Linked DNA regions of Mus musculus: region 1 is linked to region 2. The links are chromatin loops, found by intact Hi-C in ENCODE. Cell type or tissue: left cerebral cortex. All regions are shown on one strand. Each heading gives the region's core, and the rest is flanking DNA. Links, peaks and the distances in the headings are about the cores only.

Region 1 (15,780 bases), core at 8,928-11,427, 52 kb after region 2:
TGGGTGTCCAGCCAGAGGAGTGGCTTCTGAAGTTAAGCCTACCTCTGAAGTTCCAGCTCTCTCCTCCTCCTGGGTAAACCGCTAGTATTTCTGCATTCCTGGACGTTTCTGTTGTCACTTTGGTTTAATGACATCTTACCTACCCTATTGGGCAGGCCCAAGACAGAACATCTGTTCCAGCTGTGACCTACCTGCCTTCTTCTGGGCCTGGCCCCTTCTCTTCCCTCACCTCTGAAGTGACCATAGGGTGTGAAGAATGTTGCCCTACGGGCTGCCTTACTGGCTGCAGATGATTAATCCGTAGGTGGTCCCCTGACTCAGGCAAGGCCAGTAAAGGCCAATGCCTTTGGGTGGCTGTGGCTCTGAACTGTGGACTCAGATAGTGAGAGGGAGAAAAGATTTTTGAGTCATGGTCCTGGAGAATCCAGTTGGATGGACTCATTGCATTTTGGACCACATCCTTGCCGGAACGCATGGTGGGGCGATACTTCTCACCTCATGGGCAGGATGTGCAAAGAGGGATTTGGGGACTAAGGTCTAAATATGCCCCTCAAGTGCACACCCACAACCAGCAGAAGACCCCCCACCCTATGCCTCACCCCTTCAAGTCCCTGTCCTCCCTAGGACTGCAGGATGGAGAACCTAGCCTTCAGCCATGGCCCCGTGGAGGCCATTCCACATCTGAACTGAAACACTAAGGTCCTGGATTTGCTCACGGTTTCTGCTGCTCACCCCCCTCCTCCCTTTTGGATGTGGCTTATTTGTGAGCCTAAGATAAGAGTTCTGTCTTTCGCAACATGGAGCATGCAAAGAGATCATGTATGGGCGGAGTAAAACTTGGAACATCCACTTGTGGTGAGTGAACACAGCATTACAGCCACAGTGTTGGGTTCAGCTCATGATGCACATGGGGAAACTGAGGCCTGGAGAAGCGAGTGAACCACTGAGGCCACAAGCGTTTGCCCAGGGGACTTCAAACACACCTCCTCAGCTGTCTGCCATTCTGTGCCTCTCTCTAAGGACCTTCTCTAACTCAGGGGTTTGTGTGCAATGTAGGGTAGCTGGTTTTATTTTTATCTGCCTCAGTTTCCCTATCCTGCCCCTATGGGCTCTCTGTTCCTGGCAGAAGGGAGCCAGATGTTACCATGCAGGCTGTTTTGAGGTCTCCAGGGGACAAAGGCCATGATTGTTTAATTACTGTGAGTGGTAATTAGACGAGAAAGTAATTGCTTGCCCTTTCATTAGCGGCACTTGCACCCATCTCTCATAGCCTCAGGCCAGGAAGAAAAGGGAACTGGTGGAGCTCTGCAGGGAGGGTCCCGCCCAGCCCTGGAGAAGGGCCATGAAGGTTACTGCCAGGCGCATCACCTTCCAAAGGTGGTTTATGGGTCACTCCACCTTCTTACAGCCCGGAGCTCCTCCGCCCGGAGCTCCTCCAACTCTCTTAGGAATAAGGATTCCTGGGCATGTACTTGGCATAGGTCTAGGTACCCACTCTTCTCTGGACAAATTCTTCCACCAAAAGCCCAATAGATGCCTTGTTTACAGCTAATGCTTGGCGTTTGGTGGTGTGTTCTAATCCTGACACCCTGCCCTGTTGAAGAGAGATTACCATACCCATTTACATACTAGAATCTCAGGGCTGAATCTCAGAGCCCTGGTATTCTCACCAGAGATGGAGCTTGGTCCTTATTCTGTTGGCCAATTCTCACATGAAGAGCTTGAAGCCCAGATGCACCAAATAACATGCCCCGACAAGCTCAGGGATTTAACAGTATCAGGAGCTAGTGTCCAGTGTCCTGCCCTGTCTGGATGAGGCTCTGGCCTGTTGCTGGCCCTGCTCTGTTGGTCTGCCCCCCCCCCCCCCCCCCCGCCACTCATCTTAATCCCTGATCCCAGTCTTCCTGATGTCAGAGACAGGAGGATAGCTAAAAGGAGGCCTTTACCGCTGGGCAAGTGAGAACCAAGCTGAATTACAGAGCTGGAGTTACAGACTTCTGGTGGCCTCTGGACTGTCATATAAGCCCAATCAGGACATTCCTTCCTCCTGTTCAAACCCCGGTTCCTCAGCCTTCCGGATTTGGATAATATTTAACCAGAATTTCCTCCATACCTTGGTAGAAATCCAATAATGTGCTCAAGAGATTTTCAGTTCCCAGTGATTTACAAAATCCCGATCACTTCTCCATCCTGCTTTCTGATCTCAGCACATCTCTACTTGTCTTTACTCCCCACTCAGTCTTCCCACCCCACTCCCAAGCGCCAAGCCAGGATATTTGGTGCCACCTGACTGACCACAGTGTGTGTGGGGTCCATTTTGCTAAGTACTTAAGGAGACAGAAGATGTTTACATCACTTCAAGGCAAGGGCAGCAAGCAGAGCAAGAGATCTCCTGTCTCATACAGGGCAGTGAGCTACCTCTCTCGTCAGGGTCTCCCCTCTCCCCAGTCATTGCACCCATCAAGTAAATATTGGATTACAGATTTCAGCTCATCCATTCAGAGCACCTTTCACCTTCAAAATTTTGATACCCATTACATTCTTATGAAATGAACGAGCACAGAAGTATTGAGTTTGCAATCTGATATCAGAGTCAACTATTAGGAATCTGAAGACAGAATCATAGCTGGAATCGTTGTGTAAAAAGAAGAGAGTCTCATGAAGCTACGAGAGCAACCTCAAGGTTGTATAAGGCTGTCCTTAGAATTAAGCTACGGGCCCTGACAACAGGGTGAAGAAGGGTTTCCCTAGGTGAACAGACTGTGGGTGTGGTTAGGTGGAGCATCTATTCTGAGCAGAGGAGGACTGTGTGTGCAAAGCCTTGCGGGAAAATGAAATAATGAGTGGCTGGAGACAGACGCCAAGGTGGGAATGGTGGTAGTTAAGGACAGAGATCAGTAAGGGCCAACGTTAGATTGGGGGCCCAAATTCGCCATGTAAATCAGCGCAGAGCTTTTCTTCTTCAGTTCACATACAACTGTGGATTATCCCAAACTCTGAAGATATGTCTGCTTAATAATGATCTGAGGGGGTGGAGGGGTGGGTGATGGCTCAGTGGGGAAAGTGCTTGCCACGTGTGATGGGTATCTTTAATTGCCAACTCAACACAAGCTAGAATCCCTGGGAAGAGGTTCTCAGGGAGTGGTGGGCCACATTGAGATGGCCCATGGGCATGTCTGTGGGGTTCTCTTGATTGTCATAATCGATGAGGAAAGAGCTGCTCCAAATGTGGGTGGTAGTTTCATCTAACTGTCTCTGCCGAAGTTGGTTCCTTCGCTGATATGAGAACAGGCTTCTTCAGGCTTCCAAAGGTGAACGGAGGACCAGCAGCTCTCCAGGAATCTTCTAGGCTGCCGGTGCCAGACTGGAACTGTTGAAGCAGCCAGTCCTGTAGTCCGAGCAACTACTGAGCTGTCTGCCTTTCCAGTGCGAGACAGCTATATTGTTGGACTACCTAACTATATTATGTGAGCCAATCTAATAAATTCTCTCCCAATATTTACCCTGTAGGTTCTGTTCCTCTAGAGAACTCCAACTAATGTACCATGCAAGTGGAAGGACTTGAAGTGAAATCCTTAGAGCCCACAGAAAGCTACACAGACAGCGTCTGTAATCCAATGTTTCTATAAGACAGGAGGTGGGAGGCAGGAGAGTTCCTGTAAGCATGCAGGATGGCAAGTCTGGCATAGAGAGGTAGAAGGTGAGGACCTACATCTGAGATTAACCTCTGACCTCCACGTGTGCTGCGGCACCCATACCCACTCCCACACACACCCCACACGAGACATTTTTTTTTAAATAGTGAACTAACTACTCAGGCTCCCTCGAGAATGTGGGCTACCAGGGAAGCCTCTTGCTTCCCCCACGCCTGTCCTGCACTGAATTAGAGTGTCTCCACTTCCGCCAATACCACGTGGTCCAAGCTGGATTCATCCTTTGTGAAGAAGACTTTGAAAGTCTCCCCATTTGGTACCCCTACTTCCCCGCTTTGTCCCATTCCGGTCTGTTTGTTCCCGTGACTATATGACCACTTCTGATAGAACTTGGACCAGAAGTCATGCCTGTGATCTTTCCTAGGGAGAGGTGAACGACGAAACCTCCATTCATCCAGATCGGGCACCAATAACCGGCCAAAGAATCCATCCTACTGAAGTGACTCGAGTCTGGCAAACAAAGAACTGATGGGGCTAACTTACAGGAATGTGGGTGAAGGGCTCATAGGTGAGCCCCAAACAGTCACATCACTGAAAAGCCCTTCTCCACCATGGGTGATGCTCTTAATAAATAAATTAAAAAGGGGGGGCTTTATTGGACTGCCCATCCCAATTAACCACCACCCTTTAGCAACTCTAAACAGCACCTCCCAAGGCCAAATGCAGCTAAGGCAGGATTACATGCCTCTTGGAGGGGTCAGGAGCAGGTGGGTCTCAATCTCAGCTGAGGCTCCAGTGAACTTCCCTACCCACTTCTATTTGAAAAGTCTTTGGGTCGCATGTGTGTGATCACAGCTTCTGTGGTTTCAAGCCAGCAACACCATGCCATACTCAGAAGACAGAAGGCCATAATAGAACTGCTACGTTGCCTTATTTCTATAAAACCGAAACCCTAAATCCTCTCCTCCCTGGGCCCACACGAAGCATCCATCCCTCTGAATCATGTCACGGTTGCCTCGTTTGGTTGCAGGTCTGTTATCCCTTCCGTGTGGCAAGCTCTTCTTTGCTCTGGGCCTCTACATGCCAGTCTCTCTCCTAGAATCGCCCTCTTCCTGGTTTCAGCTTAAATCCCTTTTCCTCTGGAGAGTTCACCACGATCTCTTCTGTCTCCCGGCACTTCAGATCTCTCCTCTGTAGTGCTCATGAGCCCTAAATAAATAATCAGTAAAGGAATTCTTTGCTGAGCCCTGTCTCTGAGAGCAGACTTTTGGAGAGTTCACTCACATCACGAATAGCCACCGCGCTTCCTCACCGGGAACTCCATCTCCCAGCTTCTATTGCGGTTGGACAGGCCATGTGACTAGTCTTGGCCAATGGATGGTGAGGAATGATATGAGTCACTTCCAGGCAAGAGCAGTAGAAAACCCATGCTCTGGCCATTCAGACAATCTTAAGTTCCAGTAGGTACTGTTCAAAGATGTCTGTGACTAGCCAGTCTAAGGTCCTCGATGACTAGAGCAGGGGACCCATGTGGGCAGGTGGTACAAGCCGGCAGCATTCTCCTTCTGTGTTCTATACCTGAGGTTTGGAGCTCTTAATTCCCATAGTACAGTTTGGGTAGTACTGTGCTCCGTCTGACTGGGGACCAGGGTTTGTCCTCTGCTGCCTCTCCAGAACCTCGGGCCCTGAATGAGGCCCCTGAGTTGGCACTTGGGGAATGTGTGCTGAATTATTAAAAATATAAGTCATGGTTCCTTCCTCAATTAAATTACCCTAGCCTGGCATGAGGGTATGTGCGTTTAATCCCAGGACTCAGGAGACAGAGGCAGGCAGGTTTCTGCAAGTTTGAGAGCAGTCTGATCTACATAGAGAGTTCCAGGTTAGCCAGGTTACACAGTGCGATCCTGATAATTTTTTTTTCTTAAACACATATTTATGGAACAAATACATCTACAGAGCAGGTAGGATTTAGTCAGGAGCTGCACTGTCCACATTAGAGACACGGGAGGGGGAGAGGATCAGCCTCAGCCACAGAGAGCTTCCTAAGGGAGGGTAAAAGTTGCGGAATCGGAGAGGATGTGCATCGTCTGTAAGTTGCAGGCAGTTGTGAGCCTCCCATGGTGGGTCCTCTTAACCATTGAGCTCTCTGTCCAGCGCCTTCACCTCTCCTCATAGCTTTTAAATGGCTAGGCTAAAATCTGAAGGGTGAGTTGAAGCTGGCCATGGAAGTTGAGCCTGGGTGAAGGGAACCACATACGAAAAGGGATATGGCGAGGGTGGGATGGCCACTCATGCTGGCTGAAACCGCTTTGTGGGTGGTCAGAGAGGAGTCCCGCAAGGTAGGGAGGAGCCGGGCGCACACAAATCCCCTCAAAAGGCCCCAGCTCCGCACTCAGTGCCTTCAGTGTCCTTAGACTTTGGCCCTAAAGCCTTTTCTAGGGCTCTTCTGAGTGCCAGTGATGACCTCACAGTTACATTTGGGGACCATAGGATATTCAGGGCAGTGATAAGCTGAACCTTTCAATAATGCCATAATTAGCACACTCAGGGTGTTTTCTTTTTAGGCTTACTGTGTGTGTGTGTGTGTGTGTGTGTGTGTGTGTGTGTGTATGTATTATGTGTGTGTATATTGTGTGTGTGTGAATATGGATGTATGTGTATGTATGTATTCAGGGTCTCACTGTGTAGCTCTGGTTGGCCTGTAGATCAGGTTAGCTCCAAATTCACAGAGATCCTCCTATTTCTTTCCCTGAGATATGCAACACAACACCCAGTTAGAATTTATTTTTAAGGGCTATTTTAATATTTACCAAAACTTGGAGTATATAGTAGAGGGTTCCCCTTATATACTCCCACCATTCTTCCCTCATTATCAATATATTATGACTAAGTGATACAGTTTTCCACAATTATTGGCAGATAGTTTTACTGACATAACTAATTTGACTCTATAGTTTGATTAGAGATTCTTGGTTTTGCTTTAACACCTATTTTTCTGCTCCAATACCTCACCTAGGGCAATCACATTACACTTAGTCATCCTGTCTCCTCAGGCTCTGCCAGCCTGTGACTTTCAGACTTCCCTGTTTTGGGTTTTGTTTTGTTTTGTTTTTTAATGATCTTGACAGTTCTGAGAAATTAGGTATTTTGTTTCAGCACTAGTGGAGTGTGCCTGATATCTTTTTCCTTGTGAGAAAGAGTACCACCGAGGAAATGTGCCATTAAAATAAAATCATGTGGGACTGGAGCGATGGTTCAGCGGTTAAGAGCACTGACTGTTCTTTCAAAGGATCAACTCCCAGAACCTCCATAGCAGCTCAGAACTGTCTGTAACTCCAGTTCCAGGGGATCTGATGCACTCACACAAATACTAAACCAGACAAAGCACCAATGCACAGCAAATAAAAAACAATAAAAATAAAGAAAAATACCGTGAGAGAGAGAGAGAGAAAGAGACAGAGAGAGAGAGAGAGAGAGAGAGAGAGAGAGAGACTATGCACATTTGCAGGGTTTTACTGCTGTGAACAGACACCATGACCAAAGCAAGTCTTATAAAGGACATTTAATTGGGGCTGGCGTATAGATTTAGAAGCTCAGTCCATGATCATCAAGGTGGAAGCATGGCAGCATCCAGGCAGACATGGTGCAGGCAGAGCTGAGGGCTCTACATCTTCACCTGAAGGCTGCTAGTGGAAGACTGACTTCCAGGCAGCTAGGATGAGGGTCTTAAGCCCACACCCACAGTGACACACCTACTCTAACAAGGCCACACTTCCTAATAGTGCCACTCCCTGACCCAAGCATGTACAAACCATCACATTCCACTCCCTGGCCCCATAGGCTTGTTCAAACACATGAGTCTATGGGGGCCATACCTAAACATTGCATAATGCAAAATACATTTAGTCCACTTTCCAAAGTCCCCATAGTCTATAGCAGTTTCAACAATGTTAAAAGTCCAAAGTTCAAAGTCTCTTCTGAGATCCATCCAATCACTTAACTGTAATCCCCAAAGCAAGACAGGAAACCAGCTGGGCAAACTCCAAATTCTGCACGCCCATGGCTGAGGTCAAAATGGTCTTCAGCTCTCCAACTCCTTTTTCATCTTTGTTGACTGCAACAAACTTCTTTTCCTGGGCTGGCTACACTCTCTGTTAGCAGCATTCCTCATCAGATATCCTATGACTCTGGCATCTCAGATAGCTTGGGTTCTCCAAGGCAACTTCAGCTTCACAGCTTCTTGTTTCAATGTCTGGGATCCACACATGATCTTCTGGGCTCCACCAAAGAGCTAGGGTCATTTTTCCAGCTCTGCACTCTGTAGCACTCTAAGCTCAGGTTGATCCATTCCACTGCCTTTGCTGTTCTTGGTGATCATACCACGGTACTGGCATCTCCAATACACTGGGGTCTTCTGCTGCAGCTAGGCTTCATCAATACCCTCTCATAGGCTTTCTTCATGGTGCCAAGTCTCAAATCCTTTACATGAGCCCTTCAGTCCTGGGCCATCAATTGCAACTGAGGTTGCACCTTCACCAGAGTTTCTCTGGCTTCTGCCCTGCCCAGGCATCTTTTGAGTCCTAACATGTGCGTTCATGCTCCACCCCCACCCCCACCCCCAGCATGTTGGGCGAGACTGGCCAGTGGTGACCCCTCACTGGACTGGAGGGGCCTCGGGATCCCACCTCGCTGGGGGGCCTTCACCTTCATTGCACCATGGAGGCTTTTGGATGAGACCCTGACTGGCAAGAAGGGAGTGTCTGATCTCCTGGAGGTGGAGTTACAGGCAATGATGGGCTCTTTAACATGGATGCTGGAATCTAAACTGTAGAACCATGAATGCTGACCAAGCCCTCCAGCTCTCCAGCCCCTAAAGGTTTTTTTTTTTTTTTTTGTTAAGAATGTTTATTGTTTTTAATTATGCTAGGGGAGGGGGTCTGTGCATATATGAGAGAAGGTTCTGCAGGAGTCCAGAAGAGGGCATCGGATCCCCCGGAGCTAAAGTTACAGGCTGTTGTGAGCCACAGGACTTGGGTGGTAGAAACCAAACTCAGGTCCTCAGGCCCAGTGCATTCTAACTGCAGAGTCATGCCTCCAGCCCCGGAAGGTTTGCTTTTCATCTCGTCAAATGTGCACACCGTCAGCATGATTCATGGCTGCTGATGTGCCCTTCATTTGTTTTCTTCTTCCTTTTCTGACTGTGCATTTGGAAGGAAGTCACTCTAAAACCCATGCCCCACATCCCACACCTCGATTCTTGATTCTTCTACACGGGTGATTTCTCGCTTCATTCCCATTGCTGGCCAGTGTTTTTCCTCACAGAACCTTCTCAACTCTGGGCTAGTCTTTTTGTTTTCAGAACAAAGGTGTTCCTCTCTTCTCCAGGCTCATCCCAGAGCCATGTTCTGAAAACAGCCCCTATCTCTCTAGGAGAGTAGCCTTCTCTGTGTTGTCAATACCATATCATTCCAGTTAATTTTTGCCGCTTGCTTATTGTGCCTCTGCCCTATGCCCGGAATTGTGTGCTTGATGCTTTGAGAAGGAACCAACGACCTCCGTGGGTCCCACCCTCCAGCTTCCCCAATGTGTGACATCCTGTGCTAAACTGGAATCCTCACGAGGACAGCGACTTTGTCCACACTTTTTAGAACTGTGTTCCCAGCCAACTAGCGCACGTGCCTATGAACTTATACTTCCCAGAAAGCAGGATGGTTTTTTGTGTCCTTCCTTCTCTGGGATGCTTAGGACGGCAGAGGCAGCCCTGATCCTCTAGGCCTGCAGGTGGACAGCAGAGTGTGCCACAGAAATCTAAGCGGGTTCGGAATCGGGAATGCCTGCCTCCTCAGGTAGAAGTGAAGTTTAGAAGTTGACACAGCCCGCGAGGCCGAATCAAGAGGACTTGGTGACTGATTGGCTGGGGAGGGTGAGGCGGGAGGAGGAGTCGCGCAGATGGCTCTGAGGTCTGGAGCTGGGGGGACAGGCGGTGCCACCTCTGATAGACTTTCTAGAAGTGCTGTCAGCTCCTGGTCGCCCCACCGCTGAGACTCAGGCCTAGGGTTGGGAAGCGGTGTCCTGGCTTGTGCAAACTTCTGCACCCCACCCCGCCCCCACGTCCTTTCTTCAGAAATAAATAACCAAAATCTTAGCAGGGATCTTGAGCCTGGCCGTTTGTCACCGGGTGTGTGTGTGGGGGGGGGGGGGAGCACCGTGGGGGTCTGCACCAGCTTGCGATTTCCCAAGGAGGGACACCCCCACCCCTCCCGAGAGCAGCGTGACCAGCCAGTCCCGGGTCCCCAGGCCACCGCCACCCGGGAGCGGAGTCTGGGCGGGACAATGGCCGCGGCCGCCCGGGCCCCGGGAGCCCCCGTGCTGGGGAAGGGGCTGTCCTAGGGCCGGGCGCCGGTGCCCTCCCCGCGCGGCTCGGGCGGGCGGAGGGGGGCGCGGAGTTCCTTTGTGGCTCAGCCTCCGGCGCGGCGCGGCGCGGGCAGGGGGCGCCGCGCAACTTTCCTTGGCGGCGGCGGCGGCGAGCGCGAGACGAGGCCCCGGGGCCGAGCGGGGGCCCCCAGCGCGCGGCCCGTCCCCGCCCCGCCGGCCCCCTCCCCTCGCCGTCGCCAGCGCCGGGCGCTGCCCACTCGCCGGAGCCCCGGGGCCGGGCGGGCTGCGCAGCCGAGAGGCGGGGGGCCGGACGCGGCTCGCTCGCGGGGCCCAGCGCGCCGGGGCCGCGCGGCTGCACAGCCGGCCTCCGCCGCCGCGGCGCCTGCAGAACCCAGAAGTGAACAGCAGGCGACCCGGAAGGTTTGCGCGCCGCTCCGCACCGAGCCCCAGCCGCGCGCCGCCGCCACCGCCGCCACCGCCGAAGCCGGGAGCCCCCAGCCCGGCCCTACTCGGGCCGCCGGGCTCGGGGCTGCGGCCGCGTCCCGGAGCGCCGCCAGCACTGCCAGGTCCGTGCGGGCCCGGGGCGCGCGGGGGAGCGGGCCCGCCCGCGGGAAAGTTGCGCCGAGTTGCGGGGCGGGGGCCGGGCGGGCGCGAGCGCTGTCAGCGCGGGGCGGCCGCGCTGCGTGGGCCCGGGGGTCGCCGGTGCCTCGGGCCGGGCCCCGGGGCGGCCGTGGCTGCGGCGGCTGCGCGCGCGGGGTAGGCAGCGTCTCCCGCGGCGTGTCTGGGGTTCGTCTCCGAGTGTGTGCGTGTGTGTTTTCCTAAGCCGGGCTATTCAAACCTGCTGCAATTCTCCGGTAAACAATGATTCATGGGGCTTAATGCAAATAAACGGATTGCAAACGGCGCGGTTCGCGCACTTTGCAGCCGGCCCGGTGGAGCGGCCAGTGCCGGATTTCTCCGTTTTTTTGCAGATCTGCAGAATATGGCGTCCCTGTCCTGTTTTAAAAATAAGCCAGGCTGCCATTTTTGTTTTTCTTTTGTCTGAAGATTTTAATAAAACTGTCTGAGAATGTGGGAGAGGCGGCTGGAAGCAGAGGGGGCACCCGAAGGGTTGGCTTTTTTCCTTTTCTTTGGAGAGAGCCGGGAGCCTTTCGGGGAGGTGAGACACAATACAATTACACTTTAAAGGAAAAAATAAGGGGGAGAGAAGCTGCCGGGTGATTTGGGGGGAGGGGGCTGGGAATTTAAAGTTAACTCTGAAAGTTTTCTTTTCTTTCTTGCTTTTTTTTTTTTTTAAGATTTTTTTTTTCTTCCCCTGAGGGCCCTGAGATGCCGCGAAAGGATATGGGGGCCCATTTCTCTGTTTCTTCCCACCTAGCTAGTCGCCTTTGCAGGGTTTTTGGGAAAAGTTAACTGCCGGTTTCCCCAGAACTGCGTGGGTGGGGATGTCGTGTGTGTGTGTGTGTGTGTGTGTGTGTGTGTGTGTGTGTGTGTAGGGCTGAGGTGAGAGGTTTTGGGAGGAGTCGTTTGGACGAGGCTCTGTATCAAAGTGGTATTGTAAGGAACTATATTGTAGCCCCAGATTTGGGGGAGTTGGCTGGCTCTAGGGGCATAAAGTGGGCCCAGGGTTTGGAGCTAAGATCCCTGTCATGAGGACATGACCCTTCTTGCCACCCTGTCCTCCAGCAGTGTGGATCCTTTAGGAGCTGTGTGTGTGTTGGAGATGGAGGGAGGCTTGCCCCTTCATGGGTGGCCAGAGCCCCCTTGGTGGACAGGAAGTTTTGGTAGCCCCCTCTTGGGGCAAGTCTGGTTGATTGCAGTGGAAGAACCCCCTTCAGGTATGGGTGGTCTTCTTAGCCTCCAGAGATGGCCTCTGTTGATGAATGTCCTTAGTGGTGGGTTTTTAGCTGGGTACAGGCCTGCAGCTCCTGTGGGTCCCGATATACATAGGAGTAGCTGACTGCCTGGCCCTTGTGTTCTGGGCCTGTCCTCTGCTTGTGTTAACTCCTTTCTGCCACCCGGCCTGCCACTTTGAAGTCTCCTGATTGGACATCAGTTGAGTTTCTGAAGTGGCTGACTGGACTGGCTGGTGACTGTACAGGCAGCAGAGTGGTATGAGGCCAGGCCCATAAAATCTGAATGTGGTCTTTTCCCCTTTTGGGGGAGACTCTGTCCTAGGAGGATGCTCTGAGCCTTTGTGCTTATCTAGGGCCCTCCCCCCATTTCCTGGAGGGAAAAGTCTCCTTTCAGAGCGGTGTCCTGGCTTCACCAGGCCAATGTGAGCTCCCCAAGGGCAGCCAGTGGGAACAAGGCCTGAGAGCGTTGAGCTGCAGAGCTAGGCATGCCTGGGTCACCCGGTTCTGAACCAACAAGGTTTTAGATGGAGAAACTGAGGCCCAAGAGTCACTACTCTGCCCAGTAGAGGAGAGCTGAGACTGGAACCCACGTTTGGGTTCTCTGTTTTGGAGCGCTCTCACCCCCAGCATGGTTTGCTTCAGACAAAACTGAACAGGAATAGACAGTGTGGCCCCCTTCCTTTCCCCCTGGACCCCATTATCATCACATTTCAGGAAATCAAATGTCACAGTGTGTACCATGTCCTATGTGGCTACAGCCATGTCAGGCGCTCCCCAAAACTGAGTTGAGGTCAGATGTTCAGGTGGGGGCAGTTGAACTCATTTTAAAATTAAGAAACTGAGGCTTAGAGAGGCTGGGCAGTGACGGAGGAGGGATGGCCTGCAGACTCCTTGTGTGGGCCTTTCCTAAGTGGGTGGTGCTGTGGGCAGGACCTTTCCCAACTTCTAGTTTTTGGTCTGAAATTCTTCTGCTGACCCCAGTGGCTGTGTAAAAATCCAGAGGCTTACTCCCACCCCAAAGAATGTCAGAGATGAAAAGGCCCCGGAGGTCATCTGGACTCGGAGAGGAAAGCACTGGCTCCAAGTCTGGCCCTAGCTTGTTCTGGAGCCCCGATCTCCTGTCTCCTTTTTTCTGTGAAATGCTCAGAGAGAGAGAGTGAAACACTGGGCTGGGTGTAGGGGAGCTAGCTGGTGCAGGGGCTGGCGGGTAATGGCTACACTAGATAAGTTGGCCCTAGGGGCTAAGGGATAGTCTGCGGTGACCTTGGGAAACAGAGGCCAGCTTGGTCTTAGGTGGGAAGAAACTGCTGTGTGAGCAAGCTGTGGCCTCTGTCTAAAGCAAGCTTAGCCCTGCCCTTCCCTAGGCAGCCATTCCTTGCCTCTTCTCTTGTTGCTCTGTATTCTTACTGTTTGTATAGTCTCTCATTTGTGACTAGGCCATTCATTTGTTCTTCCACTGTCCACTTCTTAGTCTATGGGTCAGTTCAGTAGTCCTGTCTGTCCCATCAACCATCCGTCCGTCCGTCCGTCCGTCCATCCATCCTTCCATCCATCCAATCAGTCCAGCTCCCCCCAGCCCAGGTTGGACAGATATGAGATGCAAATGTAACCCTGGCACTTTTGAATACCAACAGAGGAGAAAAGCCAAGGCTTCGGGTACGTTCCTAGGGATTGAGAGTATCAGAGGCTCTTTAGCATTTGTGTCTCAGATCTCTGAGCATGCCCTGTACCTCTGTGAGCTTCCACCTGTACAGTGGGCGCTGTCCTTATCTCACCATGATGGGGGGAGATAATAACAGTGGCTCTGAGGTCTCCCGCCCGGCCAGGCATGTCCTGGGCATGTGCTCAGGACATGGTCACTGCCCCATAAGGACCGTCATTTACTTTTCTAGTCCAGGCCTTGTCTCTGTGAACCATGGCGGGGGGGTTTTCAGAATGCCAAGTGATCTGTGGACCCTGACAATCCCCTTCTCCCCCTGCTGAAAGTTCCACTGCTTCCTGAACATTTAGAAGAAAAATAAGTAGTAGAAATTTAGTAGAAAAATAAGTAATAATTCTGGCCTACGGGGATGGGGAGGGGGAGGGGGGCTTCTGTAGTTTCAGCCTTGCCCACCTTTCAACCTCTGCTTTCACGCGCCAGCCCTGCCCTGCCTACCCCTATATCTTACCACCTCTGGCCACGCTAGCTTCTTTGCGCACCTTCCCTGACCTGGAATGTTTTTTTTTCCCCGATCCCGTGGCACCATCGAACATCACCTCCTCAAAGGGGCCTTTGCTGACCGTCTGCTGTAAATAGCTTCCCACTGTTACATGAGCCCCTGCGTATTTTCTTTTGTGGCTCTGGGCATCTGAGACCTTCTCATTTGCTTGTTTGTTTAAGCAAACACATGTCTGCCCCGGGCACATGTTTAAGTTCTAGAGCAGCTTAAGGGCCACTCAGGCTTCCAGTGAGGTGTGGTCGGGACTTCGGCAGAGGTGAGGAGGGACTGTGGAGCCAGGTGTGGTGGCAGCCTCGGTGTCCTGGCAGTGCCTGGGAGGTGATGTCACATCGAGGTCTGTCATCCTCCCCTGGGAATCTTGGGGTTGTTGTTAGGCAGTGGTGGGATTGATTAGATCACAGGCCCAGACTCAGAACGGTAGAACCCAAGCAGCTTCCCCCACCCAGAACCTTTGACACTTTGACCATGACCCTGTCATGAACTGTCACCATGTGTTTAGGGAGCAACAGAGGGTGGTCACTTTGTGCCAGACCATGTTCTCTGAGGCTTTGTGCATATGGAGATATAGTTGTCACTGTTATCCTCTTTTGCAGCTGAGGAAGTATGGGTATGGAGGAGTCAGAGAGCTTATCTCTGTGGAGTTGAGGGGCGTCTGGTGCCAGGTGGGAGCACTGCTGGGTCTGGTTAGGATCCCACAGTTGTGGGGAAGCCCAGCCTTACCTGACCCCTGCCCACATCCTAACTGAAGAGCTTCTGCTCTCTCTCTCCTAGAACTCCCTCCCTCCCTAGAGCCCTTGTCACCCATGCAGTCAGGTGGCTGTCACTGCTGGGACACTGTTTCTTCTTTACACACTTAGAGTTCCTGCACCTTCCAGTGAATGACCGTGGGAAGCCAAGCTAGAGTGCCGGCTTCCGGGGGTGTTGACTGGGTCAGTCTGGTGGTCTTGGTGCACAATATTGAACATGTGAAAGAACGAATCAATGGGTACACAGAGACTGCTAAGTATTACCTAAGCACCCCACCCACCACCCCACCCCACTCCTGTCTCTGTAGCACCATGCTGACACTTGCTTGGGGTCCCTAGAGAGGCTTGATGTCCTCAGGGAAATGAGACCCGCGTTCTGCTCCTGTAGTGGGCATCTGATGATGCTTATGCAGCCAATGTCTTCTTACTCATTGGGGAAACTACAGGGTTAGGGAAGAGGGGTGCTCTGTGCCTACGACTGTATGTGTCTCCTGAGGCTTTCTTTACCTCTCTGATCATCAGGTTTGAACAGGCTGCCCAGCCTTTGCCTGGGGGTTCAGGGGAAGCAAGAAGCCCTGGCGGGAGTAGCTGTGCCCCATTCAGTACCATCCGCCCCCCCCTCGTGGAGCAATGGTCCTGAAGCACAGAAAATTTCCCCGACACTGAAGAAGCCAAGTGTTGTAGATGTGTGTTGGGAACAGCTGTGGTGTTAGGAGAGCTTTCTGGAACCCCAGAGCAGAGGTGGGCTTCAGAGACTTGACAAGTAGCGAGGTGGTGTCACTAGTAGATCAGCTGTGACAGACAGGCTGAGAGTCTTGGCTCTGAGGCCTAAGGAGTCTTTAGTCTGTTGGTTCTTGCCTCACCATTGTGACCAGCAAAGGTATCCATTTGAGCTTTAGGCAAAGGCTTCAGGCTTGTCGGAGCAGCCGTT
Region 2 (15,780 bases), core at 8,020-10,519:
ACACACACACACCTTTGTGTACCTGACTGCAGTGCACACAGAAGCCACAAAAGGGCGTTGGGTCCTTTAGAGCTGAAGTTAAAGGTGGTTGTAAGCTGCCTGAAGTGGGTGCTGAGAACTGAACTCAGGTCCTCTGTGTGAACAGTCTGTGCTTTTAACTGTTATCTCTCCAGTCCTTCAAAGCCATTTTGTAGCCCAGGCTGGCTTTAAATGTGCAAGCTTTCTGCTTCAGCCTTAACCTTCTGAGTGTTGGGATGGGAGCTGTGTGCCACATAGCTGGCAAATACATTTTAAAACATGAAGCCAGACTCCAAGCATGTAAGTAGAGGAGAGGCTGTGATAACCACAGTCTAAACTGGTAGAGTGTGGGATTGCACCTGCATTAACTGTATTTCAGGGAGATTGGTGCCTGGGGAGAACCCTAGGTAAGAAACAGACATCAAATTTCTCTTAAAACTGATTAAACTAAAGGAATTCTTGGGAAACTACCCAGAACACGGCACCACCTTGCAAGATGTATGGGATTTCCACACAAAACAGCTCCCACTGTTTCTAGAATCTAGTAAAAACAACAACAACAACAACAACAACAACCAGTCTGAATGAGAATGGGAGAGGTCAGGTCAGGAGAGACAAAGGGAGCAGGGCAGGCCATGCCCTGCACTGGATGGGTCCTCCACAAAGTCAAGTCCCAGATGGAGGTAGGAGGGAAGGGGTAGATCCAGGGACAGTGACTGACAAGACAAAGGTGAGAAGCAAGCAAGGGTGGGAGTGGGGGTGGGGTGGGCTTGGAGAACCTCAAACATGGCAAAGATCTGACAAGAGCAAAGAGGACCCATAGAACAGATACTGCCCACCAGAGAAGTTTCGTGAGCAGCAATAGAAGCGCCCCGCCTCCACCCCTCGCTCAGGCAGTGTCAGGGGCTGCCAGGGAAGAGCCTGGCCCTGACTCAGAGGCTGAGGCACCCACACCTCGAGGTTGCCAGCTGACAGCACTCCCTGTGGCCAAGGGACAAGTTCTTTCTTGAAGGAGTGCACCTTCCCCGAAATAGGCCTGCAAAACGACCCAAAAGACTTCAATGCAAGAATGTTTAAAAGAAACAGAATTATGGGCTGGAGTGATGGCTCAGGGGTTTTGAGAAGAGCTTTTGAGAAAAGAAGGGAGCATTGCATTCTGTGTAGTTATTGGGCCTCTGGGCAGGTCCCATTTCTTAGGTGTTTTGTTTTGAGACAGGGTTTCTCTGTGCAGCCCTGGCTGTCCTGGCACTTTAGACCAGGGTGGCCTCAAACTCAGAGATCCACCAGCCTTTGCCCCTTTCCCGCTCCTGTGCTGGGATCAAAGGTGTGTGTCACCCTGCCCAGCTCTTAGCTATTGTTAATAGTGCTGCAGTAAGCACAGATGTGCAAGCATCTTTGTGATAGCATTTACAGTCCTTGGGGTACAGAGCCAGGTCACATGGCAGTTCTACTTTTAGGGTTTTGTTTTGAGAAACTTCTGTACTGATTTCCATAGTGGCCACACCAGTTTCCCCCGCCCCCCAGCAATGAGTAAAGACTCAGCATCCTTGCAGGTATTTCCTGTCATTTGAGTCCTATATTTGAATTTTATGTACTCATACATAAAGATGTTTGGGAGGTGGTTTTAGGTCACGAACTTGAAAGGCTTCTATGCAGGTGGGAAGAGCTCTTAAGGGAAAGATAAGAGAATAAATGTGATGTGACATCGGCAGGGTGGGGCTCAGGAGGAAGAGGGCGGCCATCAGACAGAGGGCAGGGGTGTGGGGGAGGATCAGTAGACAGAGGCAGGGGTGTGTGGGAGGACCAGCAGACAGAGGCAGGGGTGTGGGGAGGATCACCAGACAGAGGCAGGGGTGTGGGGAGGACTACCAGACAGAGGCAGGGGTGTGGGGAGGACTACCAGACAGAGGCAGGGATGAGGGGAGGATCACCAGACAGAGGCAGGGGTGTGGGGAGGACCATCAGACAGAGGCAGGGGTGTGGGGAGGACCATCAGACAGAGGGAAGGGGTGTGTGAGAGGATCAGTAGACAGAGGCAGGGGTGTGTGGGAGGACCAGCAGACAGAGGCAGGGGTGTGGGGAGGATCACCAGACAGAGGCAGGGGTGTGGGGAGGACTACCAGACAGAGGCAGGGATGAGGGGAGGATCACCAGACAGAGGCAGGGGTGTGGGGAGGACCATCAGACAGAGGCAGGGGTGTGAGGAGGACCATCAGACAGAGGGAAGGGGTGTGGGGAGGTCCATCAGACAGAGGCAGGGATGAGGGGAGGATCACCAGACAGAGGTAGGGGTGTGGGGAGGACCACCAGACAGAGGCAGGGGTGTGGGGAGGACCACCAGACAGAGGCAGGGGTGTGGGGAGGACCACCAGACAGAGGCAGGGGTGTGGGGAGGACCACCAGACAGAGGCAGGGGTGTGTGGGGGGGTGTAAGAACATGCCCTGATAAGATCCATTACATTGCACACTCATTTTAAAAATGTTTTAAAAGAACCAAGTTGAGTTAACAGATATGAACTTTTGAAAACTGAATGGTCATGAACTATGAAAGAGGATGCAGCCAGGCAGTGGTGGCGCACGCCTTTAATCCCAGCACTTGGGAGGCAGAGGCAGGCGGATTTCTGAGTTTGAGGCCAGCCTGGTCTACAGAGTGAGTTCCAGGACAGCCAGGGCTACACAGAGAAATCCTGTCTCGAAAAAAAACAAATATACATACATACATACATACATACATACAAACATACATACACACAAACACACATACATGCATGCATACATACATACATACATACATACATTCAAATTCAATAGTGAAAGTGTAAAATCCAGTCTTAAGCTCCACAGTTTCAGAATGGCTACTCTAACTGTATAGAAGGTCATTGAGATCTGTAGATTTGGGACCTGGTCAATTTCAGTGTGTGAGGTTTTTCTGAGACTTTTTAAAAATAATAAAGTACACACACACACACACACACACACACACACACACACACACACACACACACACCAGAAGCTTAGGCTTTGATCTTAAGCTGTGAAAGGAAACAACCCAAGTCTTCTGGTTTTTTTGTTTGTTTGGTTTGGTTTCTGTTTTTTCGAGACAGGGTTTCTCTCTGTAGCCCAGGCTGTCCTGGAACTCACTCTGTAGACCAGGCTGGCCTCGAACTCAGAAATCCTCCTGCCTCTGCCTCCCGAGTGCTGGGATTGAAGGCATGCGCCACCACGCCCAGCTCCAAGTCTTCTGAAAATGCAGTAGCCACTCTGAAAGACTAGCTAAATGTTGAGGGAGAGAGAATCGATTCCTAGTAACACCCCAAGTATAGAACAAAGCAAGTGGAAAGATGGGACTATGGTTGCCAGTGTAGAATATCAGAGCGGAGCCCAGACTCTGAAGCCCAGAGCATCATATATCAGCTGTGCCATTTACTAGAATACAGTCTTAGGCATATCTTAAATTAAACGTTTTATTACTTGTTTTATGTACATGGGTGCTTTGCCTTCGTCCCACGTCTGAGCACTGTGTGCCAGAAGAGGGTGCTGGACCGCCTGGGACTGGAGTTGCTGATGGTTGTGGGCCACCGTTCAGATGTGGGTACTTGAACCTGGGCCCTCTAGAAGAGCAACCACTGCTCTTCTTACTGCAGAGCCATCTCTCCTGCCTCTCTGAAGTGGAAATGTCCAAAAGGAAATCGCATGTAGTTTTAATTTAATGATTTGTATCTAGCTAGCATATAATAACATTATTTCCCTCTTCTGCCTACCCTTCCCTTGCCCACCCACCCTGCCATGATTCCTCCAAAATCATGGCTGCCTCTTCTTCAACCACTGTTGTCACACATGCATATAAGTGAATACACACGCAACTCTAGCTTGCTGACTCCGTAGTGTTCCCAGCCTAAGGTGTATTTGAACACCTCTTTGTGTTTCGATGTTTCTCATCTGAAAGATGGAGATCACCTAGCAAGCTGCTCCTGAGGGTACTAGAAAGATTGAGGTTGCTGTTCTTAGCACAGACATCCACTCATGAGGCTGGAGATTGAGAGCACTGTCTGCTCCTCCGGAAGACCTGGGTTCAAGTCCCAGCATCTAAATGGAGGCTAACAATCATTGTTAACTTCAGGCCCAGGGGATCAGACACCCCTTGCACAGGCACTATACAGATGTGGTGCACAGACATATATGTGGGCAAAATTCTCATTACATAAAAATAAATAATCCTTTAAAAGATTCCTCTAGCTTGGAGCCAGTCTTGCAGACGAATAGAAAACAGGAGAGAGAGGTAGAAGCAAAGGGCGAGAAGCTGCAGCTATATAAGACCAGTAGATTGGTAGCTTCGGAAAGAATCCATAGCGAGGAGCAGCATTTGAAGAAAGACAGGTAAAGAATTTTCTGTAAGTGAAGACAAAGAAGCCTCCGGAATGAAAAGACACAATGTGTTCTGAGTAAGGGAAAAATTCCATTCCTGGACATGTTGGAGAGAAATTACAAAACAATAAAGACAAAGGAGAAGGCATGGAAACCCTACAGAAAAGAAACGCCCACAAATAAACGATATTTGTGGAATATCGTTTGAAGCCAATTTTTCAGCAGCAGCGAAAGATGCCAATGTTCTCACAGCTTCCAAGTGGCCACAGGACAATTACAACCCTACATTCAGCCAGCTGGCCTTTGAAGACAAAGAGACTGTCAATTAGACATGGACTCGATGGTTATCCATGGTTTACTAAAAAGTGATGTTCGCTTTTCATTTAAATGTAATATTTAAACATTTGCTTAAATAATTTATGAAGGATGAATGTTAGTAAAAAGTCACTAAGGCCCTGCCCCTTGACAGTTGCAGCACTTAGGAGAGCCGGCCCTGCACCTTGCTTGGGCCGCACAGTAGAACTGGCCCTGGCGGAGCGGGTGCAGGTGCTGCGAAGGGGCAAGGGAGAGAGCACAGAGAGCGAACCCCACCACTCTGGTGTGGGTGGGGGGCGATGCCCTTCCCCCTCCCCCTTGCCACCTGCGTTTAGTCTTGAGAGCTGGCCCTAAGGGCATTGGGAGCAGAATGCTAGCCCTGCCCCCTCACTGGCTGTACTCTGGGAAGAGCAGTCCCTTCACCTTCCCCGGGCAAAAGTGGAGCTAGCACTCCATGCAAAGACGCCTGCGAGCCAGCCCTTAGGGATGTGAGAACCAGCCCCTCGAAAGCTGCAGCACTTAGGAGAGTGGGCCCTTTACTTTGACTGGGCAGCACAATGGTGCTGGCTCTGGAGGTGTGGGTGCGGGTGAACCATCCAGAAGGCTTGAGAGCCGGGGAGCTGACCCTACCTCCTGCCGGTGGTGACATTGGTGGCTAGATAACTAGTCCTGGTCCAGCTCAGCTACCACCCAGGTCCAGATCTAAGGTTCTGAATTGGGCAACTCCAAAATCTTTATCATCTGCTAAAGGTTGGGCCTCATGAAAGGGCCAGTTCGGTTGATCCAAAACTGCAGGATCTCCGTGACACAGGGCAACAACAGGATGACCAGGAGGACTCCCGGTGAGGATCCCATATTGATGGTGTCACCGGAGCCAGAGATCTCAAACCAGACCAATGACTCACCACAGTGGACATTTGCAAGAGAAGATGTGTGGACAGAGGGATGTACTGTGGGACACACTGTGACACACTACAGCGTCCACAATGAGATGATCGCTATACTTTGTTTATGTTTATGTCTCTTTCTTTTAGGGGAGAAGGTTACAAGTTTCGCAGGCAGATATGAGGGGACCGGGAGATGAGAGGGACTAGGTTGCAAGATATGAAATTAACAAAGAATCGATAAAAAGATTTTTTTAAGGTCGCTAGCCTTACAAAGGGAAGAATTCTCTTCCTGCCAGGATGAAATCACAGGAAGTAGATTTATGTCTCCACCTGGAACAACTAAGCCGGAATAAAATACGTAGATGATGAATCCCGGACACTCGGGAGCAAAGGGCAGTGAGACACGCCAGATGAGAGCCACCCCGTGCACCTGCTGAAGACCTAGAGCAAGACTCCAGCCAGATGACAGCCCACGCTGGGCCTTGGATGCCTTCCTGAGATGAGGAGACAGAGCTGGGGCTCCAAGGAGGCTGGGGAAGCAGTCGGTAGGACCGAGAAACACAGAGAGCAGGCTCTGTAGTACTGACTACTGAGGTCACCCACCGAGGAGAGTGCCCGCCGTGCCTACCAGCCAGAGCAGAAAGTCTCAGAATTCTTGGGCCTCAGCAACAGGGAAATTACCTTGTGTTTAAATGCTGATCCTGGCAAACATGATAAGAGCAAGTCAGAAAGAACCAAATTATTCCTAAATCACTCAACCAGGTTTAGAATAAAGCCAACGTTTATAGCATAAAAAAAAAATCCAGTACCCAAGAAGGCAAATGAAATTGACAACACCTAGCATCATATAAAAATCACTAGATAATAAAAAGGAGGAAAATTCTAGTTATCTTCATATTTTACTTATTTAATTATTTTTGTCTCTGTGTCTATGGTGCTGGGGAACGGCACCCTAGTGCTTTGTACATGAGAATACTTCCCTACAGGAAATGTTAAAGGAAGTTGTTCAAACAGGAGAATATGGGATGCTAGATCCACATAAAGAAATAATAAGCCAACGGAAGTAATAACTGTGTGGGCAAAATAGAACGGCTCCAGTTACTTAAATCACTTTAAAATACAATGAACTATTCAAAGTTGCATAATAATGCTTGATGACTGCAGTGTTCTAAGTCGAGAAAAGATATGTGTCAGCAGCTCAGAAGCCATTGGGGCACAGTGGGGCACAGGGGGGCACACTGTCATGCACTTTTACACTCTTTAAATTTATTTTTAGCTCTCTCTTTCTTTCTGTCTCTGTCTCTCTCTGTGTCTCTCATTGCGCGCGCGCGCGCACACACGTGTGTGTGTGTGTGTGTGTGTGTGTGTGTGTGTGTGTATACTGTCCATAGAGGCCATTAGAGGGCATCAGATCATCAGAGCCCTTGAAACTGGAGTTACAATTATGAGCCACCATGTAGGTGCTGAGAATTGAACCTGGGTCCTCTGGAAGAGCAGCCACCCCCTAGTTCTTACACTCCTGATAAGCGGTATGATATCGCTGTGGTGCTAATGTATATAGTGTATACATAAAGCAACTCCTAGAATCACACTGACCTAACTAGGAAGCCAACACATAACATCTAATATAATTATAGAAAGCCCAGAGAAGTCAGAAAAAGAGAAAGGGGAACAGAGGACAAGAGGAGGGACCAGAGAGAAGGCTGGCTGGCTAAGAGAGATTGCTGTGGAATCGTGAGAACTGGAGTTGGAAGTCTGACGTCTACATAGCAAGCCAGACATCCTGCACAGGCCTGTGACCCAGGGAGACGGAGACGGAGACAGAAAGGTCACTGGGTCCTCTGGGCTTCCAGCCTAGCCAGGAACGTGCAAGCCTCAGGTTCAGGGAGAGAGCCCGACTCAGGGATGGAGAGAGACTGAAGAGAACAGTTAGTGCTCTCTTCTGGCCTTGTGAGTGTGCACAGGCACATTCAGACCTGCATATAAATATGTGCACACACTTAGACACACACACATACAAATAAATAGATCTTTATAAAAATAACAGGTAGAAACAAAATAGTAAAATTATATTAAATGCAAAAGGCCTAAAGACTTCAATCTAAAAGCAGAGACATTCAGATTGAATAATTTTTTAAAAAGAGGGACTGACTTTTGAAAATTTTTAAGATTTAAAAAGTATATGCTATTTAAAAGAAACTCAGTTTTAGTATTAAGAAACATAAATTAAATGTGAAATGATGAAAAAATATAACAGGAGCTAGGTAGATTACATCTCCTTCATATTGTGATCCCCAGCACCTTAGACTGTGATTTTTTTTTGATTTTGAGAGAGTGTCTCTGTGTGTAGCCAAGGTTGAATTCATGATCCTCCTGTCTCAGCCTGCCAAGTGCTGGGATTGGATGTATGCACCGTCACAACGGGTTTACAGCTTTATGTCGAGTGGCTTCTACTTTCTTGTGTAAGATTCTCAACACTGCCACAATGAACATCTTTAAATGTCTTTCCTCTTTCATTAAAAAACCTTTTAAAATATTTTTATTTAGTGTGTGTGTGTGTGTGTGTGTGTGTATGAAGCAAGCACAAATGCGGACGTCAAAAGACTGCTTGCTGGAGTCATTTCTCTCCTTTAACTACATGGGCCTTGAGAATCAAACTCAGGTCATCAGATTCCATGGCTCCTTTACCTGTGGGGACATTCTGCTGTCCCTCCATTGGCATTTTAAAATTTCATTGAGAATTTCATAATATGCATACAATGTATTTGGTTCATATCAACCCCCGCCACTCCAACTCCTCCCATACCCTCCTTGTGTCAGTTCTCCTTCCCAACTCCATGTCCCCTTTCCATGGTCCACTGAGTCTTTTGGCATTTTTTGGGAAATATTTCTATTTTAATTACCCATGTATGCATGTCTGTGTGTGGGTATGTGCATGTGAGTGCAGTGCCAGCAGAGGCCAGCAGAGGGCGCTGGATCCCCTGAAGCTGGCGTTATTCACAATTGGGAGCAACCTCAAGAAGATGCTGGGAATCAAACTCAGGGTCTCTGCAAGAGAATTAGTGTTCCCAACTGCTGTGCTATCTCTCCAGCCCTAGTCAATCCACCATTTACTTACTTACTCGTTTATTGTTATATGTGTGCATGATGTGTGGAGATGTATGCCAGAGATTGTCCTGCCTCTGCCTCTCAAGTGCTGAGTTGGACTCAGACCTGAACACACACACACACACACACACACACACACACACAGAGTGGGGAGGGGGAGAGACAGAGACAGAGAGAGAAAACGAGAGCGGGGGTGGGTGGGGGTGGGTGAGGGACTGGAAGAATGTAAGCATGAGCCAATGAACTATGTCTATTACCTGCTTTCATTTTTCTTTTGGATTTATCTGTGTAGTCCTGGCTGGCCTGGAATTCACAGACATTCTCCTGCCTCTGCCCCTCAAGTGCTGGGATTAAAAGCATGTGCAGAGATGTTCCATCCTACTGCTTTTTAAGAGCTCTTTGTTTATTAAGGATTTAACTTTAGAGTATCAGGTATCTTAGGGTCCCTTGAGGCAAACCATATGTCTGGAAGTCAGATTCCCAAGAGACTGAAGCAACTCTGTCTCTGGCCAGTGGAGGGCAGCAGTGGGCAAGATTCACTTTCAGATCAGAGGGACCTGCATCTGTGTGTGTGTGTGTGTGTGTGTGTGTGTGTGTGTGTGTGTGTGTGTGTGTGTGTGTGTGTATGAGAGAGAGAGAGAGGGGGGGGGGAGGGAGAGGGAGAGGGAGAGGGAGAGGGAGAGGGAGAGGGAGAGGGAGAGGGAGAGGGAGAGGGAGAGGGAGAGGGAGAGGGAGAGGGAGAGGGAGAGGGAGAGGGAGAGGGAGAGGGAGAGGGAGAGGGAGAGGGAGAGGGAGAGAGAGAGAGAGAGAGAGAGAGCTGGAGCCTAGACGCATCAGCTTCTGCTGTGGAGGTGAGGCAGTGCTCCTTCCCAGCCTGACTAGATTTGAGGCTTCTGTGTCTAAACAGACTCCCTGTGGGCTAAACAGTTAAACAGTGCAGGTTAGTAGGCCTGTGAGGACCCACACTATGGGAGAGGCTTGGGAGCGAGGGACCATCGGGATCTAATGGTCAGATTCTGACGGGCTGCCGGATGTTCTACCTGGGGGCCCAGTGGACAGCAGTTTTGCCAAAAAAAGATGGAAGTCTGAAAGCACCAGGCTCAGTTTGAAACTCTAGGGGTGTCCAGTCCCTCGCAGCCTCATCTCTAGGTCCACAGACCCTAAGGCCACTCCTGCCCTGGAACAAGAGTTATCTAAGACTAATTCAGAGCAAGGGGAGGGGTCGTCTCCTTCCTTTGTCTTCCCTGCTGTTCCCCCAACACTGCTACACTCCAGGTCTGATAGAGGGATGGGGAGCCATTTTCTAGCTAGGGTAACCCTGCCTCTCCCTCAGGCTAGGAGTAAGGCAGGCCCAAGGGGGCCCTCACTTGGCTCATGAAGGGAACACAGAGGAATGGCAACTGTGCTCAAGGGACATTGAGACACTTGCCTCAGAGTTACTAGACTCACCAGTGTGGCAGCAGAGAAGGGCTGGCTGGAATGATATGTGGGCCTTGTGGGGGCAGGGGCCAGCAGCTGAGAAGTAACTCATTCCTCAGGGCTCCCCACAGAGTAGGGGAGGGAGGGTGTGGCTGCAGCTCCCTCCCCTCCATCCCAGGCCTGAACGGATCTAGACTCCTGTTCTCTTGCTTATATTGATAATGACAGCAACTACTGCTGTTTACAGACAGCTGCTATGCTGTTCGCCTCCTACTTAGCTCTTCCAGAACATTCTTTCATCAAATCCCACTTAGGTGATTGATAGGTCTACCATCTCTCCTAGGTGACTGCCAGGTGAGGTGACAGAAATGTGCAGGTTTCTGCTGCTTGCTCCAGGTCACAGTAATAAGTCAAAGTCCTCTACTCACTCCAGAAGGCAAGACCTGTCCTCTGGGACCCCCATAACACTGGTTGTTCTGTACCCAATATCGGGCATCTTGGTGTGCATGAAGGTGCCACTGATTGGAAGAGGTCTAGGAAGGTGAGAGAAGAGGCCTTGGGAGTCTGGCTATCTGGACCACCATCGACACTCATAAAAAACCATTGCAAGGGGCTGGAGAGATGGCTCAGCGGGTTAAGAGCACTAACTCCCAGAGGACCTGAGTTCAATTCCCAGCAACCACATGGTGGCTCACAACCATCAGTAATGGGATCTGATGCCCTCTTCTGGTGTGTCTGAAGACAGCTACAGTGAACTCATATACATAAAATAAATAAATCTTTAAAAAAATATTAAAAAAAAAACATTGCAAGCTTCCTTCAGAGACCCGGGATACCTGGTATCCATGAGCCACAATAAAGATGAAGAATGTCTGAGGGTTTGGGGTGCCTTTGTTCACCCCTCAAGCCATGGTCTTCCCAAGGCTGCACATACCTGCAAGTTTTTTTAACTTATGGACTTCATGATATCTTAGTTATGGTTTCTATTGCTGTGATAAACACCATGACCAAAAGCAATTTGGGGAGAAAAGTGTTTAGTTCCGTTTATAGCTTGTAATCCATTATCCAGGAAAGCAGGGGCAGGAATTCAAGGCAGGAACCGAAACAGAAGAGTGGCACTTAGTGGCTTGCTCCAGGTAGCTTGCTTAGTCTGCTTTCTTTTACACCCCAGAACTGTCTATCCAGAGATGGCACCTGCCACAGTGAGCTTGGCCTTCTCACACTGATCAGCGATCAGGAAAAACTCCCACAGACTTGCCTACAGACCCGTAGGTGTGTTCTGAATGAAGACTCCTTCCCAGAAGACCTCAGCTTATGTCAACATGACATAAAAAGAAGCCAGCACACACAGGGCGGGGAAGAATGAAGCCGATGGGTGCGTGGTGGGGATTGAGGAGGGGAGCCCCACAAAATAGCTGGGGCAGGGTCAGCACAAGATGGGCAGAGGCCCTCTGGGGGTTCTTTAAGCCTATGAGGAAAGAGTGGCATGTATGTACATGGAGTGGGATCGGTTGCCAGCAGCTGGCCTGTAGGGTGGAGGGGAAGGTTGAGTGCCTCACCCCTATCTAGCTCCAGAAGGTAGTGGGCAGAGGGTGTGGCTTTCAGAATCTTATCAATTCTAAAGGAATGTGTGGGGCTACAGCAAACCCCAGCTACAGGCAGAGGAGTGGGGTACGAGCTGAGACCTGTCCTGACTACGGGTGGGGAGCCTGGAAGGGCCCTCATCAGGCAGGCTTGGGCCAAGGCCAGCTTTGAGGTGGAATTGGCAGAGAGCCTTAGGCATTCCTGCCCTTTGCATGAGCTGGCCTTTCCTCCCTGCTGCCAGGGTCCACCCCGGCTTCCTCCTCCTTGTTGGCTCTTGCAGATCAACTCATTGGGTTGGTTCTGACTCTGTCATGTCTCCCTTTATCAAAACACAGCATCAGGGTATTTATTGGTTGAAGTGATGTGTGTGTGTGTGTGTGTGTGTGTGTGTGTGTGTGTGTGTGCTTGCATGTTTTAGACAGGGTTGCATATTCAGACCTGTTTGTCCTGGAACTCACTCTGTAGACCAGACTAGCCTTGAACCGCCTTGACCCTGCCTCCCTCCTGAGTACTGTGGTAAAGGCATGTGTCGCCATGCCTGGCCTAAGATCATTTTTAATTGTCGAAATCCACCCAGTGTATATATTTAACCCCTGGTTCACAGTGAGGCTCAGAGAGGATAAAGAACACACCTACATCAGGTGTCTGGCAAACCTCAGAGTCCCAGATCAGATCTACAAACTCACCATCCAGCTCCAAGGCTGACCCACGTTCCGCTTCTCCACACTGGGGCTTCAGTGAGACTGATGTCTGAAGCTTATGGTGTGTCCAGTCTGTTCCTGGAGCCATAAGTTAATATCTCACGGTCTCAGCTTATCTTGCCCTTGGTTGGGGTACGAGTTACCTTTCTTGCCCCTGTAACAAAATGCCCGACAAAGCAACACAAGAAAGGGGGAGTTACTCTGGCTCGAGGTTTGAGGGTTCAGCTCATCATGGCTAGGAAAATCAAGCAGCAGATTTATGAGGTAGGTGGTGTGGTGGTTTGCATAGGTAGGGCCCCCATAGACTCCTGTGTTTGAGTGCTTGGCACGTAGGGAGTGGCGCTATTAGGACGTGTGGCCTTGTTGGAGGAAGTGTGTCAGTGTGGGAGATGGGCTTTGAGGTCTCAAGCTACACCCAGTGTGGCTCACAGTCTCCTTCTGCTGCCTGTGGATCAAGATGTAGAACTCTCAGCTCCTCCTCCAGCACCATGTCTGCCTGCCTGCTGCCATGCTTCCTGCCCTGATGATGATGGACTGAACCTCTGAAACTGTAAGCCAGTCTCAATGGAATGCTTTTCTTTATAAGAGCTGCCATGGTCATGGTGTCTCTTCACAGCAATAAAACTCAAACTAAGACAGATAGTCACACTGTGTGCACAGTAAGGGAGAGTGGTGGTGCACACCTTTGATCCTCACTCAGGAGGCAGAGGCAGATCTCTGAGTTCAAGGCCAGCCAGGTCTATAGGGAGAAACTCTGCCTCAAAAAACCATGATGGTGATGATGGTGATGGTGGTGGTGGTGATGATGATGATAATAACAACAACAGTAAGTTGCCTTGGTAACTGTGTTTGATTACAGCAATAGGAAAATCACTAATATCCTTGGTGACAAGAGCCCCGAGTCTATGTGTCTACCACAGTTACAGCCCCTGCTTCAACTTACTCACGAGCTTCTGATTCTCAACAGTGTCAGCCAATAAGCTCTCATTTTTGCTTAGGTCATTTTGGTTAGGTGCTTTTGGTTGCTACTTGCAACCAAAGGACACAGAATTAATGCCACCTGTGTAACAGGTAAATGGCTTCTCCATTGAATTCTTGGCTTCTATTCCTTGAACCTATGCCTTTCCCATGCCCCATCTTGGCAGTGGCTCTACCATCACTCAATCGATTAAGCACTTCTTCTTCCTTTTTTTTTTTTCTTTTTTCAAGACAGGGTTTCTCTGTGTAGCCCTGGCTGTCCTGGAACTCACTTTGTAGACCAGGCTGGCCTCAAACTCAGAAATCCACCTGCCTCTGCCTCCTGAGTGCTGGGATTAAAGGCGTGCGCCACCACACCCGGCTCTCTTAAGCACTTCTTTTTCCTCCTCACCAACCCCAAATCTAATCACCAGACATGGTGTCTCTGTTTTGGGCTTGTGTTAAAACACAAACCCTTCTACTATCTTCCACAGTCCAGTCCAGATTCTACTCGTCTTCATTTGCCCGGTCTCCTAGTCCAGGTCAGCCCTCTCTCACCAGGAGGATTCCAGGCAGCCTTTCTGGTCTTTCTGCCAGAGTGATCTTTCAAACACACCAATCAGATTACATCACCCCCTTGGTCAGAGTTCTTTAATAACTTCCCACTGCATTTGAAATGAGATCGACACTCGTTGCCAAGGCTTTAAAGAAGGAAAGTTGCCTTCTTTATGAGGCCACTTGTATCGCTAGCTCGCTGTCTGGAATGATCTGTATCTTTGAATGGCTGCTGTTGTCAGAGGGAGCCTTCACTCGGGTGTCACTCTGAAAGAGATCTTCTTCCTGTAGTGTCCTGGCTCAGACAGAACCCACTCCCAGGCCCACCCCACAGCCCTCGCTCTGACAACACCACGTTGACCTCCATCGTGGCACTAGTCACGGTAGATGATCGTGAGTGACTCAGACGGACTAGTCATTGAGCCATAGTCTAAAAGGCAGCTCTGTATCTGTGTGGGTTCACTGAGGTGAGCTGGCCGCCTCCACGGCCCACGTGAAGCAAACGCATATCCTCCCCTGAGAAGAAGCAGGTGAGGTGGAACATCAAAGTATTGCTACATTTTTTTCATGCATGATGACCAGTTTTAATGAAGAAAAAAAAACCCCACTAAACACCTTGTAATGGTTGTGTGCAAGTGTGTGAAACACACACATACACGAGAGAGAGAGAGAGAGAGAGAGAGAGAGAGAGAGAGAGAGAGATTGTGCATGTTTGTGTCCACGTGTATATGGAAGCCAGAAGTTGATATCGGATGTCTTCCTCATTTGCACTCCACCTTATTTTTTATTTTTTGAGATGAGATCTTTTTCTCAGGCAGGCTGCTAGTCAGCAAGCTTCAGAGGTCTTGCTCTCTCTGCTTCCTCACTGATGAGATTATAGGCATGTGACAGGGCCCCCAACTTTTGAAATGGTGTTGGGAACTCAAACCCAGGTCCTTACAATGTACGGCAGAGCAGTTTACTGATGGAGCCCTCTCTCCAGCTTGGTGGTGTTTCATCTTGATCTGTGTTGCCTGACTGTGCTGAGAGGAAGTGCCTGGCAGATCAGTGACGCACACTTCCGGGTGCGTCTAGTAGGGCTTTTAGTGAGAAGAGCAACCAAGGAGGAAAGGCCTATCCTAAACTGGGCAGCACCATGCATGAAAGTCAGTAGATCAAGAGGTAAAGAAAAAAGAATTCTGTCTGAGCAGAAAGGCTTCCTGGCTACAAGGTGAGCGACCTTGCTCTTATCGCCTCTTGTCACCTCTTGTCACCTCTTGCTGCTGCGTCAGTGACAAGCTGCGTCATACCTCACTGCCGGCCGTCAGCAATGGTGGAAACAGCCATGGGCTGAAACTCTGAAACCCTGAGACAGAATAAATCTTTTCTTCTTTCAAGTCGCTCTTTCAGGGGCTGTTGCTGTGATGAGACGTGTGACTCACACACATGCAAAGACACACACATTGACTAAACCCCAAGGAGAGGAAAAAAAAATCTCCACAGGAAATTGTGACCATGATTAGGCATTTACTATTTATTTCTTAATTTAAAATTATTGTGTGGTGGGGATTTGTGGTGGTGGTGGGTGAGGGGGTGTGTACTACCCAGCAAGTGTGTGGAGGTCAGTAGACAATATTTAAAAATTTTAAATTTTTGGATATGAGTGTTTCGCCTGCATGCGTGTCTGAATATCACTTACATGCCTGGTATCCTTGGAGACCAGAAGAGGGTATCAGATGCCCTGGAAGTAGAATTACAGATTGTTGTGAGCGGCCCATGTGAAAGCTAGGCACGGAACCTGGTCCTCTGGAAGAGCAGCCAGTGCTCTTGACCACTGAGCCATCTCTCCAGCTCCCACCTTTGTATGGCTTTCAGGGATTGAAGTCAGGTTT

Evidence for each region. Peaks named below come from ENCODE experiments on the same cell type or tissue, not always from the same donor. Only the 100,000 strongest peaks of a DNase experiment are listed, where the experiment ranks them.
Region 1: it touches region 2 in a loop (2.4-fold over the local background); 10 of 42 quality-filtered maps call a loop at or near these places.

What each region holds. Positions count from the first base shown.
Region 1 is chr4:128,800,826-128,816,605 of GRCm38, reverse strand. Zfp362 (zinc finger protein 362) reads left to right here and starts at 10,494. Exons shown (of 9, transcript NM_001081098.1): 1 at 10,494-10,594. In left cerebral cortex, for the core only: a CTCF peak has its summit at 10,440; DNase peaks (open chromatin) are centred at 9,616, 10,449 and 10,968; H3K4me3 peaks cover 1,859 bases; H3K27ac peaks cover 1,125 bases.
Region 2 is chr4:128,851,846-128,867,625 of GRCm38, reverse strand. No RefSeq gene overlaps it. Among named protein-coding and RNA genes, the nearest start is that of Gm33814, 17 kb to the left of the region's middle. In left cerebral cortex, for the core only: CTCF peaks have their summits at 8,526 (motif pointing right) and 9,181 (motif pointing right); a DNase peak (open chromatin) is centred at 9,203.